Linked DNA regions of Mus musculus: region 2 is linked to region 1. Evidence: chromatin loops called from intact Hi-C (ENCODE). Cell type or tissue: gastrocnemius. All regions are shown on one strand. Each heading gives the region's core, and the rest is flanking DNA. Links, peaks and the distances in the headings are about the cores only.

The links. Hi-C counts contacts between places; a loop is a spot of excess contacts. Peaks named below come from ENCODE experiments on the same cell type or tissue, not always from the same donor. Only the 100,000 strongest peaks of a DNase experiment are listed, where the experiment ranks them.
Region 2: it touches region 1 in a loop (1.8-fold over the local background); 2 of 42 quality-filtered maps call a loop at or near these places.

The regions. Positions count from the first base shown.
Region 1 is chr8:114,710,717-114,719,258 of GRCm38, reverse strand. Wwox (WW domain-containing oxidoreductase) reads right to left here. Exons shown (of 9, transcript NM_019573.3): 8 at 7,008-7,272. Among named protein-coding and RNA genes, the nearest start is that of Gm16118, 6.9 kb to the right of the region's middle. In gastrocnemius, for the core only: a CTCF peak has its summit at 3,383 (motif pointing right); DNase peaks (open chromatin) are centred at 228 and 3,393; H3K27ac peaks cover 1,413 bases.
Region 2 is chr8:114,596,144-114,604,685 of GRCm38, reverse strand. The region is part of intron 5 of Wwox (WW domain-containing oxidoreductase); the gene reads right to left. Gm16116 (a long non-coding RNA gene) reads left to right here and starts at 8,016. Exons shown (of 3, transcript XR_388058.3): 1 at 8,016-8,542. In gastrocnemius, for the core only: no CTCF peak of the experiment used is centred there; DNase peaks (open chromatin) are centred at 1,471 and 4,316; H3K4me3 peaks cover 603 bases; H3K27ac peaks cover 651 bases.

The DNA.
Region 1 (8,542 bases), core at 199-8,198:
AGTCCATAAGGTGGGCACAAGTCCTGGTATTTCACGAGAGTCTTAATGAAGGTAGGAAACTTGCTCATGAGTTAGGACAGAGGGGAGCTGGTATTTCTAGAGTCGCCTAACTCTAGAATATTCCCTAACAGTTCTAGAGCTCTCCAGATCTCAAAATGAATAATCTTCCTTCCAAACATGCTTTTCTGAGGGAATCCATTGCTGTGGCTTGGAGCCAAGTGCCTGGGGGCTTTTGGCTCTGACCCTAGCTACCCTGGATACGCTGAGGCTGTGAGACCTGGCCTCACCATTTCTTACACACTCTGAACTGCAATCCTTCCCCACCTCAGGGAGACTAGCGGCAAAGAGCCCACTACTGACCCTCCTGCATAAGCACACAGCATTCTTTCCTTTACAATGACGTACAGTGTTGCCATGTTTGAATATCAAATGAAAGCACACAGGGACTCTCTTCTGAGGTCACAGCTGTGGAAAGGTTGGGAACTAGAACTGTTTGGACCCTGGCCCTTTAGTCAGAGTGGAGCCTGTGCTTTTGAGGGGCTCCGGGTACTTCCTGAATTTCTTTTTTTTTTTTTTTATGACATCATGTGACAAAACCCTTGTTCTAATCTGAGAGACCTGGAATGCTTCCGGGGAGAGCAGAGTGGATAAGAGCGGAAAAGATGGAATATTCTAGAATGAAAAATTTATTAGGAAAGAACGCATGGCTGGGCTGACTAGAGCTGGGGCTGGTCATGTGGAACCGAGAACCCAGGTACCCTCTGATTAATTCTCATATGTTCTCGTGGCCACACTGTGGGTAGACAGTCTAAGCCACTGGATGGCTGATTCTTCTATTTTACAAAAAGTCACTTCTGTGTTTTGTTAGCCTCCCATCATCCATCCGCCAGGAACAGGGACGATCGACTTAATTTCGGAGAGTGGGAGCAGGGAAAGATGACTCACAGAGCAGCTCAGAGTCAGAATCCTCTTCTTATGGAGAAAGAGCTAAGGGGTGGAGAATGATACGGCCCCACTTTGCTTTCAGAATGTGTTCAGGACGCAGTGATCACCACTCCTGCAGCCACTTCGGAAGCATGAAGTGAAAGCCGAGACAGCCTTGAAAGGCACTTCCCACTTGAGGGACCAAGCATACCTCTGGATGCCTCAGGGTTACAGAATCTACGAAAAAAATTAAAGAAGACCCCCTAGATCTTATTCCAACCATCTTTCCATGTGAATTAGGAGCTCACAGCTCATAGTCACCGCACGGATACAGACATTTGACCCAAGGCAGGTTGAATTATTACAAAACGACTGAAGAGAAGCAGGGGAACGAAACTTTAAAACAACTGCCTAAAGATTCCAAGTTCTTGGCTCTTGTGAAACCCGCCACATGCCCGGGCCTTGGGACTAAGCAAACGCCACACACTTTAAAGCTCTGGGCAGAATGGAAAGCTGACTAATGAGCCCTAAGCTAATAATGATCACCTTCAGGTAAGAAGGCTGCAGGGAGGTAGCCCTCTGTAAGAGGAGAGCTGAGCCTCTGGAGAAGCCGTGGTGAGAAAGCTCATGTGTGGCCCGGCCGCAGAGGTCCCCAAAGTCTACTTTCCTGCCATACCTCGGCTTGGGGGAACACAGAAATCAGCGAATTCCACCCATGCTTGGAAGGCTCAAAATACTGTGATCAACAAGGAATATGGGTTTCCATGTTGCAGGGTGTGTTTTCTTTTCTCAACTGAAAAGAAAGAAAGAAAGAAAGAAAGAAAGAAAGAAAGAAAGAAAGAAAGAAAAAAAGAAAGAAAGAAAGAAAGAAAGAAAGAAAGAAAGAGAGAGAGAGAGAGAGAGAGAGGGAGGGAGGGAGGGAGGGAGGGAGGGAGGGAGGGAGAGAGAGAGAGAGAGAGAGAGAGAGAGAGAGAGAGAGAGAGAGAGAAACTGGAAAGTCCCTGTTAGTCCTGTCTCTCCTTGTATGGGGCACGCCAATATACCAATAAGGATTCAGACATGAGGTGGGTCCTTGAATGCACCTTCAGAGTAGCCAGCTACAGGCCTTTGAGGGATGTATTTTGTTAAAAATAGTAATTTAAAGAACAAATCAACATTTATTAGGCCCTTCATTATGCTTTAAAGTTGTACGACTATAAATCACCAGGCCGCGGGTTATCCAAGGGCAGAGTTACCCAGCTTGGCACTGCGTAAGGTTAGGAGAACGCTATGTTGTGCTTTCTCTGCTTGTAATTTATAGCTCTGCAACGGGACCTAGCATTGCAGGCCCATCCATTAGCCGGGTAGCCACACATCTGTTAGGGCTCCTTACAATGGCAGCCTTTTCATGGCTACAGGAAGAGAAACCCAATCCTTTCAGAAGATCTACAAACTCAAGCCATTTTAAAAAAAAAAAGTGAACTGATATGAAAACACAGTTCCCTAAAACATCTGCTAAGCTCTTGTTACCCCAACACATGATATTCTTTCCGACAGTTACCTGCCAACACAAATATTTGGTTGCTCCAAACACCCTTCAAGGCACGTGACTGTGCTCAACTTGAAATTTACACTCGGAGCCATAGAGGGCTGGCTTGGCCCTGAGACCTCTGGCAAGGAGGTTGTTTACCAGCGTTCAAAACTAATGTGGAAAAAAAAAGAGGGGAGTGGGTCAAGAAGGTGCTGTCAAATGCTTTAAAGAGGAAACATAACGACACAATCAGACACACATGGCAGGGGCGCTACGGTGTGTTTGACTAAGGAAATGGAGCTGGAAGGAGTTGGCGAAGGCTCTGGAGGCGAGGATGGCATTTTCTTGAACAGGCTAGGTAGGCTTTTCCTGGCACAGATGCAATTCATTCTGACCCTGCAGAAGTGTTGTGAGGGAAAAATAAAACAGGCAGATAGATACCTGAGGTGTCTCGAGGTCAGGTGCAAGTTGCCAAGGTGCCCCTCAGCTGAGAGCTTCGAAGCTCTCAAACGAGACAGCACACACCAATAGCCATAACCACCCTGGTAAATCTCTTACGCCGTTAGGTAACAGCACAGGTCAGGTTTATACTGATATGATGTCATTTGCACACCTTGCCGTATCATGTATGCTAACATCTGGCACACACATTACTATACATAAAACGCAGTTTAGAGGCAGAGGTGTCAACACAAAACTCCTTGGTGATGTGACTTCATCATGCGAACACTCTCAGCAAACTTTGGTTTCCTTTAAGACATTTTAGGGACTGCTACTGGTAAAAAAAAAAAATCTTGGTTTAAACAACATTTAAAACAGCGTATTTCCATTTTGCTCATTCTTTTTATGTTATCATAAATTCGAGGCGGGAGGAATAATCACCTCTCCCAGAACTCCTAGGACACTTGTCCTGTGGCCCTCTGGAGGAAGAGGGCGGCAGAGACATGACCTTGCCGGTAGGGGGCACTGTGCTAAGAATTAGTCCCCGTGAGTTTCTCATTAGTGATTATTATACTGCAGGATGCCCAAATGCAAAAATTAATTAATTTCAAAGTGATAATGCATTTACAGCAACAATTAGAAACGTATAACTGTAAAAGGGCAACATTTAAAAGACATATTACATTTAATAAAGTTGCACGAGAGCATCCAATTGTAAAATTACTGATCTGCAACAATAGTCCTTAAAGAGCCACTTAAAATAGCCCGACTCCATGAAGGGTGACCTAATTACGGTAACTAAAATCACCATAGTCACAGCGAGTCACAGCAAATAAAGAAGGGACGTTGATATTAAAACACTGCTGTTTAATGCTTACAGGGGCTGGCTGCAGGGAGGAGGGGGGCTGGGCTTCCTGAGCGCCAGGCAGGGTGGTATTTCTTCTTTCCTGGGCCTTGTACAATGGAGAGTATACCCAAGCTATGCCCATGCCACAGGGAAGAATGCTTTTAGCAAGGTGAGATGGGGAAGGAACTCTGAAGGACAAATGGAGTCCTAGCCTAGAGAAGTATATGGGCGTCTTCTCTTCTCCTTTCTCCTGGGCTCCCTCTGCTCTCCTCCCTCATCATGAGCTCCCTCCTCCTGGAACTCCATATTCCTTCCTCCAAAACTCCCTCCTCCCTCCTCTTGAGCTCCATCCTCCCGTCTGAAGAACCCAACAATATGGAACTCAATGGCAAAGTACCACCGGCCATTTAGACAGGTCACTGATATCAAAGAGGACCTAAACAAGACTCTGTGCCCCACGATGTTGTTAATCTCTACACCTAGGGTTGGAATCCTGGCACTCAGAATGCTCGCCAGGCCTACATAGTGAGACCCTGGCTCAAAAACAACCACATACAAACAAAGAAAAACAGTCAACAGCCGTAGCTAATGTGTGCTGATGAGATATCAAGTCCTGCTTCCTAGTTAATCAGGAATAGGAGAATGGAAACTCGCAGTCACTAGGGTTGCCTCGAGACCAGATAGATAGGTCTGAGGCCACCGCCTCAGGTTCTCCTACGCCATTTTCCTGTCTTGCCAGGAATCTTACTCCTGGAGTGATCAAGGTAGAGACAGAGACATCAACCTCCTCCTATACCCACCAGCAGATTCCCTATTTATCATACTAAAATCACTATAGTCACAGCAAATAGAATTATTTCACTTATTATCAATTTTAGCCCATGTCCCCTGTTATATCTGTCATCTACATTGAGGCACGAGAACTTTCTACACTCAGGTACTGCTCACAGAATCGAAAGAAACTAAGGACAAGGGAAAAAAAAGGTGCTATACACAGCACCCTGTACATGACATGTATGACTACTGAAACTGAAACTGAACAGAATTCAGAATTTCCCCAGCTGTACAACATATATCAAGGTCTCAATTACTATATGTGGACAATGGCCAGATGGTGACCACTAGACAAATCCTCTGTTCTGGAGTCCGTTATTTGAGGTATAACGTGGCAGGATAGGATGCTTGAGACAAATTCCCTACCTTGTCTTGATGGCCACAGGAAACACTGGAACTTGATTAGGAGAAATGCTAAGGAGAGCCAGTTGTTCTACTGTGCCAGGCAGCCGATGGCTGTCCTTGCCACCACCAGAAGGATAGCTGGACTTATATGCCTAAAGACCCAATTTTGATCATTTAAAAAAACAGCACCAGTAACTGCCAAGGATCTATAAGTTCAAAGGAAAATACTTTTATTATTTATCTCATGTGTGTATTTGTGGAACATTCATATGTATGTATGTATGTATGTATGTATGTGTGTGGTGGTGTGCACACCAATGGGTTCATGTATATAAATCCGCTGCAGGATATTTGACCACATCATAAAACCCAAGATTGTGCTGTTTACTAGAAAACGCTATTTCTAGTGGTGGTGTGGCTCAGCCTGAGTACACACCTTTAATCCCTCTAGCTGGAATACAGACAAGCCTTTAGTGGACACCTTTAATCTTAAACAATGAAAGCAAAGTTAGTTAAAGTACCATGCCTGAAAGCGATGTCTAGTTGAGTGGCAGACAAAGTGACAAATCAGAAAAAGATTTGACAGAACAGACTATGGCCAACTCTCACAAGAAAAGAGAGGAAAGGGAAAGCTACTTTGGGGGCAGTGCAAAGAAAGAAAGAAGACAGGAGGCAGTTTTACCAGACAGTTGTACAGAGTCAGATTGCAGAGAGAGAACAAGCTAGACACAGGTGAAGACAGAACGAGCCAGAGGATGAGAAGGAGCCAGAAGATTAGAGCAGAATGACACGGTCAATATGAGGCCAAGCAGAGCACTTCAGTAGGACACCAAGAGAATCCAGATTGAATCAGCCTACAGGGAAAGGAATTTGAGCCAGAGCTCAGAAAGAACAAGTCAGAGGTCAGCGGATTCAGCAGCAAGTCTCAGAGGCTGAAAACATTCTAGGCCTAGATAGGATTGTACAGAGGTTAGAAGCTTCCAGGACGAGGTATAGGTTAGCAGACAGAGGCAGTAAGACTCAGAGATGACAATTACTTCAGGCAAATAAAAGTTATTTTTACATATGTCTGAGGTAGATGTTGGGTTCTTCTTTTAACACCCTCTACTGTATCTATGAGCTATCTATCTATCTATCTATCTATCTATCTATCTATCTATCTATCTATCTATCTACCTATCAGCAGACTTCTCACTGCACCTGGAACTTCAGGCCCTGAGAGATCCAATCATGGAACCCTAACATTGAGGTTGCAAACACATAAAGCTACTCCCAGCTTTCATCTGTCTTCTGGGGGTCTGAATCTAGTTCTTAATTCTTGTTCAGAACACGCTTATCCCACTAAGCCATTTCCCTGGCCCCGAGCTCAGAAGGGCGACTGACCGAGGATGCTGTGCAACATGCACTTCTATATTCAAGTAACACTGGGCTAATGGATTCACAGAAAAGCTTTCACACACCATTGATAAAACAACCGACAAATATGTAAAACCTTCATATTCAGCTTTGTGAATACTTCAGTTCTAACCGCAGCGGTGAGATTCCTCCAAGAGATTTGTCTTCAGGGATATGAAGGATAAACCACACTCTAGCCACAAAGCCTTCTCCAGGAAGGAGCTATACCCAGACCTCCATTATAAGAAGCATCTAGAACATCCGATACAAAAACCTCACTGAACCAAGAAGAAAAGTGCCTACTAACACTCCCGAATCCACATTTGCAACTAACACACAGCACACGTAGCAAGTTCTATTTTGCAGTAGTTTGTGAATCAAAGCAGAAATCACATTGAGAGAAAACAAACCATTATTGTGTCCCTCACCCCAAACCTCCAAGGTTTTCAGGTGTTCTCCACCTAACACTGACAACCAGCATCTATTATCCAAGCCAAGACTATGGTAGAGCAACAGACACAATCTAAACGTGACGGAAGTATTGAAGAGCTTTTGCTAATGAATGAACAGGCTAGATGCTGTGTACTCAATCCCAGGCCCACCACAGCCGGTGACAATGACATCACAACTAGACATGTGGGTCTGGGTTTCCAGGCCCTTCTGTGACGGCGACTGAAGGCATCTGGGCGGTTCCAGAAGCCGCACACTTACCATGGACTTGGTGAACGGCCTGGCCAAGGTGAACAGCAGCTTGTACACCCATGAGTTGCGATGGATGGCTGAGTACATCATGTTCCCAGGGTGCACTGCGTTGGATGTGACCCCGCGCGGGGAGAGGCGACGGTGCAGTTCATTGGAGAAGAGGATATTGCAGAGTTTAGATCTGTTATAAGCCAGCATGGCCCAGTAGTCGCTCCTCGGTGGAGACAGGCGGCTGAGGTCAAGTTTCCCGGAGGAGTCATTAATATCTGTAAATCTAGGAAACAAAGAGCATGAAGTGGAGCACCAACGATTCGGCTTCTCACAGGGCTTTGGGGTTTGTTTGAAGTCTGACCGACCTATAGGGATCTGATCTAGAGTACCTCACAATCATGTCCCCTAAATGCAGATGGTGACTTAACACACGGCCAATTACTTTGATCCAACGAGGAAGGAGAAACCTACACCCACAACTTCAGTAGGCAAAATAAACCCAAGGTTCACTGAACCTCCAAATATATACTTCAAGCCTGTAGCTGCAATCAAAAAGCTCAGGCAGGGCAGTCACCCTGAACTTGGGGCTAGCCTGTGCTATCATGAGTTCCAACTAGGCTGAGTTTCAATGAAAGGTATGAAATCAAAAGTCGAAATATCTCTCTCTCATTCTCTCTCTCTCATTCTCTCTCTCTCTCTCTCTCTCTCTCTCTCTCTCTCTCTCTCTCTCTGTGTGTGTGTGTGTGTGTGTGTGTGTGTGTGTGTGTGTGCACTCAAGATCTTCAACCATCTTCAAGGATAATTAAATAGAAACAAGCTTTAGATAAAAGGTGACTGCATTGGGGAAACAACATCACATTCCTAACCTTTGGCAGGGTTTTCCTGATTATTTTAGCCAAATGTAAGAGATCTGTGTGTTTCCATTTGAGCATCCAAGTTAATACAGACGAGCCATCTTGCCTCTAAGACTCTTTTCCAGATTAAAAATTAATGATCATAAAAGGGTTGTAACCTTGGTGAGGTGCCATCAGAAGTCTTTCGTGTGTAAAAATTAAATGTAAACAAAGCCAGAAACGGGTTCTGGCTGAGTCTACCATTTTTTGAGTACAGGCATGGCATGGATACTCACAAATCAAAGTAACTAAGTGATGTTTTATAATAGAGTCTGACAGAGCCATTAAACACCAGCTGTGTGCTTCAGTTATACCTGCCTTTCTCTTAGTCAGAAAAGGAAGAAAAATAAATAAAAAGGAAACTGTCTTACAAAACACAGATCGTAAGAAACAACCAAGAAAGAATGTTCTAGATATTATCATAGTTGTTTAAGGTTCCTCCACACTTGGCTTCATTATGTTAACTTTGCGCATTGTAGAGGACCCTGGTTTGTCTTGATACTACTGTGAAGAAATAACATGACCAGAAGGAAAAGGTTTTATTTGGATTATGCTCATCATCTTAACACTGTTCATTATCAAACAGGAACTCACACAGGGCAGGAACCTGCTGGCAGGAGCTGAAGTGGAGGCCATGGAGTAGAGCTACTTACTGGCTTG
Region 2 (8,542 bases), core at 338-8,337, 110 kb after region 1:
ATTCAAAGTACTGCGCTAAGGAGCTTTTTAGACTGACCACTCTGCACGCTCTTCATAAATATGGCCCCTCAGACCCTTCTGACAGATTTACCGAACAACAGAAGTTAGGGCGGGTCGAGACGAGAGCCCTATGGTAACGTTTCCTGGGTCACGCTGCGGCAGGAACAATCTTCTCTCAGAGGCAGCACGAAGCAGGCTGACATCCATCACTCACCAGGAAACGAAGCTGCGTTTCCAGATTAATGAGAAAGCCATTCTAGAGTGCCTGGGCTTTAATTACAAATAAACACGTGGGCAGATATTGACATGTCTGCTTTGTGAGTATGTGGGGGTCCGCAAGGCCAATCGTGCTTTGTTTGGTCAAATCTGGGACCTTGGAGAAAACTTCAGGTGTAGAGACCCAAGAGGAGTGTGCTGGCGAGATCCTTCAGTTAGTACAACACGCACAAGGGGAAAGAATACAGAGAGATGAAAATGTATAAACGGGCCAGCGAGGCGATTCCCTGTTACAAATTTAATAAAGCGATGTTTATAACCTTGCACTGAATCTGTGAGCTGATGTCCTGGGGATTATAAATGAAACACAGCTGACCTCATTCTTCAGGGAAAGAAAAAGAAAGTGACGATTGGAAATGTCACCGAGTTTTCTCAAATCTGCGACGGGGTGACTCACACTCTGGCTGGTAGAATTTTTTAAAAAAAGAAAAAAACAAAAAAAAACAAAAAAACAAAAAACAACACCTGCCATGAAGAAAATCAGTTCTCTGTATACAACCTGTAATATTTTACTCCGAGCTTTGGAGAAAATATCACATGATTCCAGCTGGCATAAGAGAAAGATTTCGTGAGGATGTGCTCACAAGCAACGTTGGCAAGAAAACAGCTTCATTTCAGAACTCTGATCTGCAAGTGAATGGCTGGGCCTCTTTCCCTGACCTTTGCTCAGGAAGTCACTACTCTGTTCCTTCCCTCTGCTCCATCGTCCACTCACCCCCTCTTTCCCCTTTTCCTCCGCAGAAATTCATTGAAATAAATGTGTGGACCCCTGCCGTGAAAGCATCTCACATGCTTCCCTTTACAGAACCCCTTTAGGGTGTGCCTTCTTGGGTTCTCCAAAAACTACTTTCCTTTGCGAAAGTTTTATTTATTTATTTATTGCCAAGTTAGCATCTTGAAAACAAATTCTCTCTCTCTCTCTCTCTCTCTCTCACACACACACACACACACACACACACACACACACACACACACACACGAGAGAGAGAGAGAGAGAGAGAGAGAGAGAGAGAGAGAGAGAGAGAGAGAGGAAAATAGGAAACACATTAACTCTCCTGCATTCACTTTTGACAAAGATGGCATTCCAAAGCTAGGAAGAAACATTGTGGCAAAAGTTTTGCTGCGGCAGCCTGTGCCCCGACTCTCCCTGCCAGCTTGCAGGCATGCCTTGTCTTCCTTTTGAGTTCATGAGAAGAAGTGGAGCCTTCCTGCTGGGCAGTACATTACTTCTGCATGGCAACACTGTATAATCCCAAGCACCCAGGACCTCCTCCCCTCCCCTGCGTTAGTTTTCTTTTTGCTCTTCCAATTCTTGAGATGATAATTGTTTCCCTAAATTTGTCTGGATTTTACCCCCAATTAGGAGAATGTAGTGGCTCTCACCTTCCTGACAGATGCTTAAATATAAATGAGTCTATTCTTGTAAGGAAATACCGATGAGATATAATACCTCATGATTCCAATGGTCAGTTCATATAGAAGAAGGAACATATAAAGGAATGATATTCTCTGGCTTAGTTTGTTCTAAAGGGGTTACTCCTAGGAAACTTCAACTTGACACAAAGGGAGGTGTTACATTTATATTGGGCCCCTCTAGAGAACAAAGGGGCAAAAATCACCACGCAGCAGGTACAACACAATTCTAACAAAAGATGGGGTACGGAACATATTCCTTTTTTGCAGAGAAAACTGCAACGTAGCTTGGCTTGCTCATTCTGCACAAACTGCATTCAAACAAAAGTCACAACCATCATCACAACAAAACCCAAACCACCTACACCAAACTAGGACATCATTTCTGATACTTATAAAGCACGACGTTCATCAAAGCCTCCGCAGTATCTGTCCCAGGCCTGGTAATGAATTTCCTATATGTACCTGCTGTTGAAGGGGCAGGGGGGGGGGGAAGTAAACTCATAAATAATTCAACACACTGTCTCCTGCCAACCGATCATATATTGTCCGTGTTTCACCTGCCATATTAAATAAAAATTAAAAACTCTTTACTCTTTTCATTAAAAAAAGTGCCCAGGGAATAATTAGAGGTGACCACACAAACTACATAGAATGGGGAAGAAAGTAGTATTTCTTTATGATATGTACTGTATTATGTGTGTTAAAATGCAGAGTGAAAATAGTCACTTAGAACAGCTGTATCAAAAAGGGAAAATTAGCTAAGTCTCAAGGGAAACGATTATTGTAAATATTTCCAAAACTGCTGTATTATGGGAGAGTTAAGGGTTCAAATTTAAGAAAGCAGGCTGCTTGGATGCCTTCCTGCAGGCATTATTAAAAACCAACCAGGACTCAAACACTTCATTCTTTTGTAGGTAAATGTGACTCCACTGACCTTAGCCACTTTTTCTAAAAAAAAAAAAATAGAAAACAGATCCAACACCCAGTCCTCTAGAATCTATCTATCTATCTATCTATCTATCTATCTATCTATCTATCTGTATCTATATATATATGCCAAAAGAAGCCTTTTTGCCTGAAGGTTTGATTCAGCTAGTTTCAAAAGCTGGGTGTTGTGGGGGGATTTTAAGTGGTCCTGTCCTTGCCCCTGTGACTGCTCCGGTGTCTTGGCAGGCCATGAGAAGGGAGGCACCTTCAGAGTCTTTAAATTGCTACTGTTACTAAATGGAAAAACGGTCATCTGAGTGAAGAGCCCAGGGATGCCTGCAGGGGGACAGCAGACTGCTACTGTGTCCAACAGAGGTGCCCTGTGAACAGCCTCTCTAAAGGGCAGAGGGATAGAAGGAGTTACAGTGCTTTGTGGATACAGAAGATGGAGACTTCTGCTTGACTTCAAAGACTCAGAAATGGGCTCACACCTGGTCAGAGGTCAGAGATCCAGACTCTGACCCTGGCAGGGACTTTAGGCTGGATGGTAGCTCAACAGTCAGGGCTTAACCAGTTAAAGACACCTGTGATCACAGCGCTCTGGAGGCTGAAGCAGGGGAATTGCTGTGAGTTCAAGTAAGCAGGGGATGCAGAGTAAGACACTGTTTCAAGAAGCAAAGGAAAACCCTTGAAGAGGAGAAACGTTGACAACCCCAGCAGAGAAGTCTGGGACATCAAGTCTCACTCAAACATGTGGAGACATGTTTGATTTTATTTAAAGAACTCCCAGCCAGTCCACATAGTTTTTAAAATTGCATGTTTTTCTCTCACTTTCTCTCTCTTTCTTTCTCTCTATTCTTTTTCTTTCTTCTTTCTTTCTTCCTTTCTTTCTTTTCTTCTTCCTCCTTCTCCTCCTCCCTCCTCTTCCTCCTTCTCCTTTTTGAATGGATGCCAAAGTCAGATGGCCACATCCTGTCCTATTGCATTATAAAGGATCAATCCTTGTTCTCACTCAGGAGAAAACTCAGAGCATGACCCCCATGTGGAAGTGATGGAGTTCAGGAACCTGGTAGTGAAATGGACCAGTGATATACGTGGCCGTCCTAGTTTCAAACATAATAAAAATAAATAAATAAGTAAATAAGAACAGAAGCGCTCATGAAAGTAACATACTTTAGGGCAGCCAACTGCAGGTAAATTTGGCTTTCCTTTGATAGCTACCGAATAATAACAGGATGGTTTCATTGGTGGCATTTTTCCCTGGTCTATTTTTATTTTTTATTATCTTCTGTTGTTTGCTTTTAGTTTTAAAAGTCCTTGCAAATACGCAACTTATAAATCATGCCGGAAATGCGTGTATTATTTCATTTGGGGGAAGAATCAAGTTCTAGAAGGCAATGCTCACATTTCACTTAATTACCAAACAAAGACATAATGGACTATTTTTCTGTATTCACGAGAGACAGAAGGACTGTCAGTTTGATTGCCTGTTAAGGTTTCGGTGAATCACAATGTTATTACGCTTTTAAATCAGAGGATCGGTTCCTTCCGCTAAGTCTAACAATACTAGAAAGTGAGAAGGAGGGGGGAAAACACCTCATCTGGGGCCGTAATATTTGCTGAAAAAAATCCACTTCAAAACATTAATCAAATTTTTCGCCTACTGGGCAACCATATGGCAGAGCAGCATGCGAATCTCACAAACTTGCTGATCTCCTGTAACCGGGTGCAATTAATTACGCTGGCTGCATCCATCTCTTGGATTTTCGCCTTGTGAAAAAAAAAAAGTATTTATTGTAACAGCTTTTACAAAACAAGGGAATGAAAATCTCAATTGATTAATGAGAGGAATGGAAATATTTCCGTTAGCAGATTTAAAAAAAAAAAAGGATTAATGCTGTGGATGGAAAGGCGCCCACCTCAAGCTCACCGTGAGGTGGGTTTGTGTTTTTATTTTGGACCCCCCAAAAGGTAGAGGAAGAGTGGGCTGAGAAGATACCCGGAGCTCTGAAATGCATAATTCACTAGCAGGCTTTGGATCGCAAGTAATAAAGGCTTAAACTGGGGAAGTAATAAAGAGATTGGCTTTACAAGACACTATCCTGGGAGACAGAAAAGCTTCTTTGATTTGAAAACACTGATCTTAAAGGACTCAGTGGGGTGAGGAACAGGACAGCCCTGACAAAGCAGGCAATGGAGGGAGCTCTTAAAGTAAGCAGGACACCCCGTCCTCAGCTAGTTACGCCTGGAGACTGCTGCACATCTGGGCAGATTACGGTTTTAGGGCTGCCCCATCAAAACAGGTGTCCTGGAGTGTGTTAGGACTGTCCTCACCTACTAACGCAAGGTGCGGACACAGCGTGAATGTGACCCTTTCCCCGTGGTATTTAGACTGTGAACTGGGGCAGTCAGATCCACTTCAAAGAGTGACCGTTAATATGTCACTGAGGTAACAGTCCTTCCCTCGTGGAGGACTGATGGGCCCCGGGCTGGGGTCTGTAGGCCAGCAGGAGCAGTGGTCCTTTGTCTCTCTCCAAACCTGTCCCCTTTCTGTGGAACCCCCAGCCGGGGTGGACAGTTGTGACCTTGTCTTCCCAGCATTCTTCACTCAGGAGGGTTAATTCCACACTCTTTAAAGAGTTAGCCCAGGAGGCTGGGTTTAAAATTCCAATAAACACCACCTTGAGAAAATAAGCAGAATACTAACTTCAACAGAATTATACGTGTTTGTAAGACTGAGGACTGGATCGCATTTGCAACCAATGAAGGAAAAAAAACATATTAGAGCAAAGCTTAGTAACTCAAGTTACAGGCTGACTTTTCTCTACAGTGACTCCCACATTTAAACGTGTGCCAGGAAACCATGTGGAGGGCCTTGTCTTTTGTTTTACTACAAATGTGAGTGTCTGGTCCAGTGCACGCGAGAACACTTGTGTACTCACTCGTGTGTGGGGAGAGGTAAGGGACAATGTCCTGCGTCATCCTCAGGAATCCATCTGCCTCTGTTAATATAGGATTTCTCACTGGCCAGGAGCTCACTAGTGAGGCTAGACTTGCCTGAGTGGGGAGCCCAAGGGATTTTTCCATTTCCAGCTCTCCAGCTCTGGAATTACAAACGCATGCCATCTCTCCCCCAGAACTTTTTATGTGAGTTCTGGGATCGAACTCACGTCTTAACGCTTGTACGGCAAACATTTTTACCTTCTGATGTCTCCCTCCAGCACCTGCAAATGACTTTTGATAAGACTTCATTATTATTTTATTAATGGGTACATAGTATACATGTGGCAAATATGAGGATTCATGTTTTGTTTTCTTTTGGTTTTAGTGTTTTTTGTGTTGGTTGGTGGTTGTTTGTTTGAGAGATGAAATCTTGAATCACCTAAACTCTCTGGGTGTCTAAGCGAGCAGTATCTAAAAAAAAAAAAAAAAAATCACAGTATTTCATTCGAGCAACCCATCCTGTACAGGATGTATGTTTATGTTAACACTCATGTTTGAAAATACTGCCATAGAGGAAAAAGAATAATGGTGAACTTTAAGGTAGCAGACGTATCCAAGCGGCTAAGAGACATAAAAGCCACAATGGGTGGCTCCCAAACGCTCCCTGAGCTAGGGGAATGGCACACTGGTTAGCCTGCCTGCTGCACCAGCATGGGGACCTGAGCCTGTAGCCAGCATGAAGGCTGTGGGAGGTGGCACAGATCTGCAATCCCAGTGCGGAGAGTGGAGAAGGATGAAACAGGGGCATCCCTGGAGCCTGATGCCCAGCTGGTCTAGCCAAAGAGATGAGTTCTGGGTCATGAAAGTCCCGGTTAGTTCATAGGTAGGTAGGTAAGCAGGCAGGCAGGCAGACAGACAGACAGGCAGACAGGCAGGCAGACAGACAGGCAGACAGAATGAAAAGTAGGGTGGAGAAAGATTAAGAAAGACACTTGATGTCAACCTGTAGCTTCTATATGTATAGCCCCACACGAGCACATTCAATTGAACATGTACACAACACACACGTGCATGCACACATGCACACAAAATAATAATAAAGTGAAAATCTTACTACAATCCTTTAACAATGAGAGTCTCTTTACAATCAAAGAAGATGCTGTTCTAAAGAAAGCACCGACCATGGAAGCACGCAAGAAAGTTACCCTGAAAAAAGTCCTTGATGTCCCAAAGCAAAGAATAAATAATCAAAGGGAAGCAGGCCGGCTGATTCCGTGAACCGGTGACCCCCGATTGCACACCTCCACGCACACAGCACCCCTCGGATGATCCCCAGGCTCCTCCTACACACAAGGGTTATTGGCTTAAAAGTTTAAAGAGCTAACAAAATGTTTTAACGAGATACAAATCTCAGAGATCATTAATCAATATGCTCAATGTTATTTGCGATAATTCATCATGACGTGATATTAATGGGTTACTGTACCCTTCAGAGGTGAGATTAATGCAAATGAGCCGCCACAATTAACTTTACTGCTCCCAACTCCCAGGAATGGACAGATGATTATAAATGACAACTATATGTCAATTACAATATCCAATAAAGTGAGGCTTGGAGAACAATCTATCTCCGTTTATTGCACTTCCTTGACGTGGCTGCATTCAGCACAGCCCACTGTTGTCTCTGTGTAACCATTGTTTGGGGAGGGCAAGGGGCTTTCCTTTTTCACTCTTTCAGTATCGTACGAAAAGTGCTTCTGAAATGTCCAGGTAACTGCATTTTTCTAGAGGAGGAGCGCCACGGGAAACCAGGAACAAATGCCTTCACCGCCGAGTGTGTTTTAAAGAAGATGGTGTCCATCTTGAAACCATAGCAGCCAGGCCAGCACGGAAACCACCTACCCAGCTGTGTATAATATATTTACTCAATTACAACGGGAAGATGTTAGCCCAGCATCCTGAATAGCCTTGCGTTTCACTAAACAAAACTTAACTTGAGGATCACCACGGGAGGAAACAGGTCAGACTGCAGAAAGTGAGCCTGAGAAGATTTCAGCGGGAAGAGCCTGATGTCAGCTTGCACACCTGTGCTGGGGTCAAAGAAGGGGGATCCTGTAGAATGCATGGGTGCAAGACCTGACTTCAGAGCATTTCATGAATGCTCTGTTCCTCTCTGCATGGAGGACTTGTTTGAGAGGAGCTTCTGGATGAAGGTGAGCACTCTGTAGTACTGCCATCTGAAGGTGAGCACTCTGCTGTAGTACCGCCTTCTTGCCCCAGACCCTTTCTCTGAGCAGAGCTACCCAGCCCAGGAGACACCAGCTATTGATGAATTATGATCACATGCTTCTAATCTGCCACCTCCCCCTATTCCCCAGGGACTTCTCCCACATAGCCCGCCTTCCCTGGCAGATGTTCTCCAATCACGGACTGCCGTCAGTTAAAGCCTTGTCTCAGGCAGGGCCAATTTGGGTAGCATCACTTGGCCCTCCAGGAGCTCCTGTTGGGGTCAGACTGAAGCCAACCTTCAGTGGAAGCCACATTCTTGTCGGGAATTCTGCTCTGTGGCCTCTGTCTTCCTTCCCCTTAGGAAGGCAAGTCCACCCAGAACACAGGGGAGCAGCGTGGAGCTCTGCTTCTAGGGACAGACCTGAGAACAGGTATCGGAAGCATGTGAGCAGGAAGGCTCTCCCTGTAGTGTCGCTTAGAAAGTGGCCCTTTCTTTGCGGATCACTGGTGAGACCAATTCATCAAGCAGTTGACAATCACACCGGGATTTCTTTCTAGCCCCAGAAACATCTCGAAAGACCCAGAGCATGGGGTGAGCTACCGGGAGAACACTGTGGATGGGGGAAGCCATGGGTTTGCCTGTCCAAGATCTTTCCTGAGGTGCTTAGTCCGGTGATGTGAGCAAAGATGATGCTGTCCCAGTAGGGAACGGAGACTCCTAGCATCATGTACAAAGAGGGCGTTAACACCA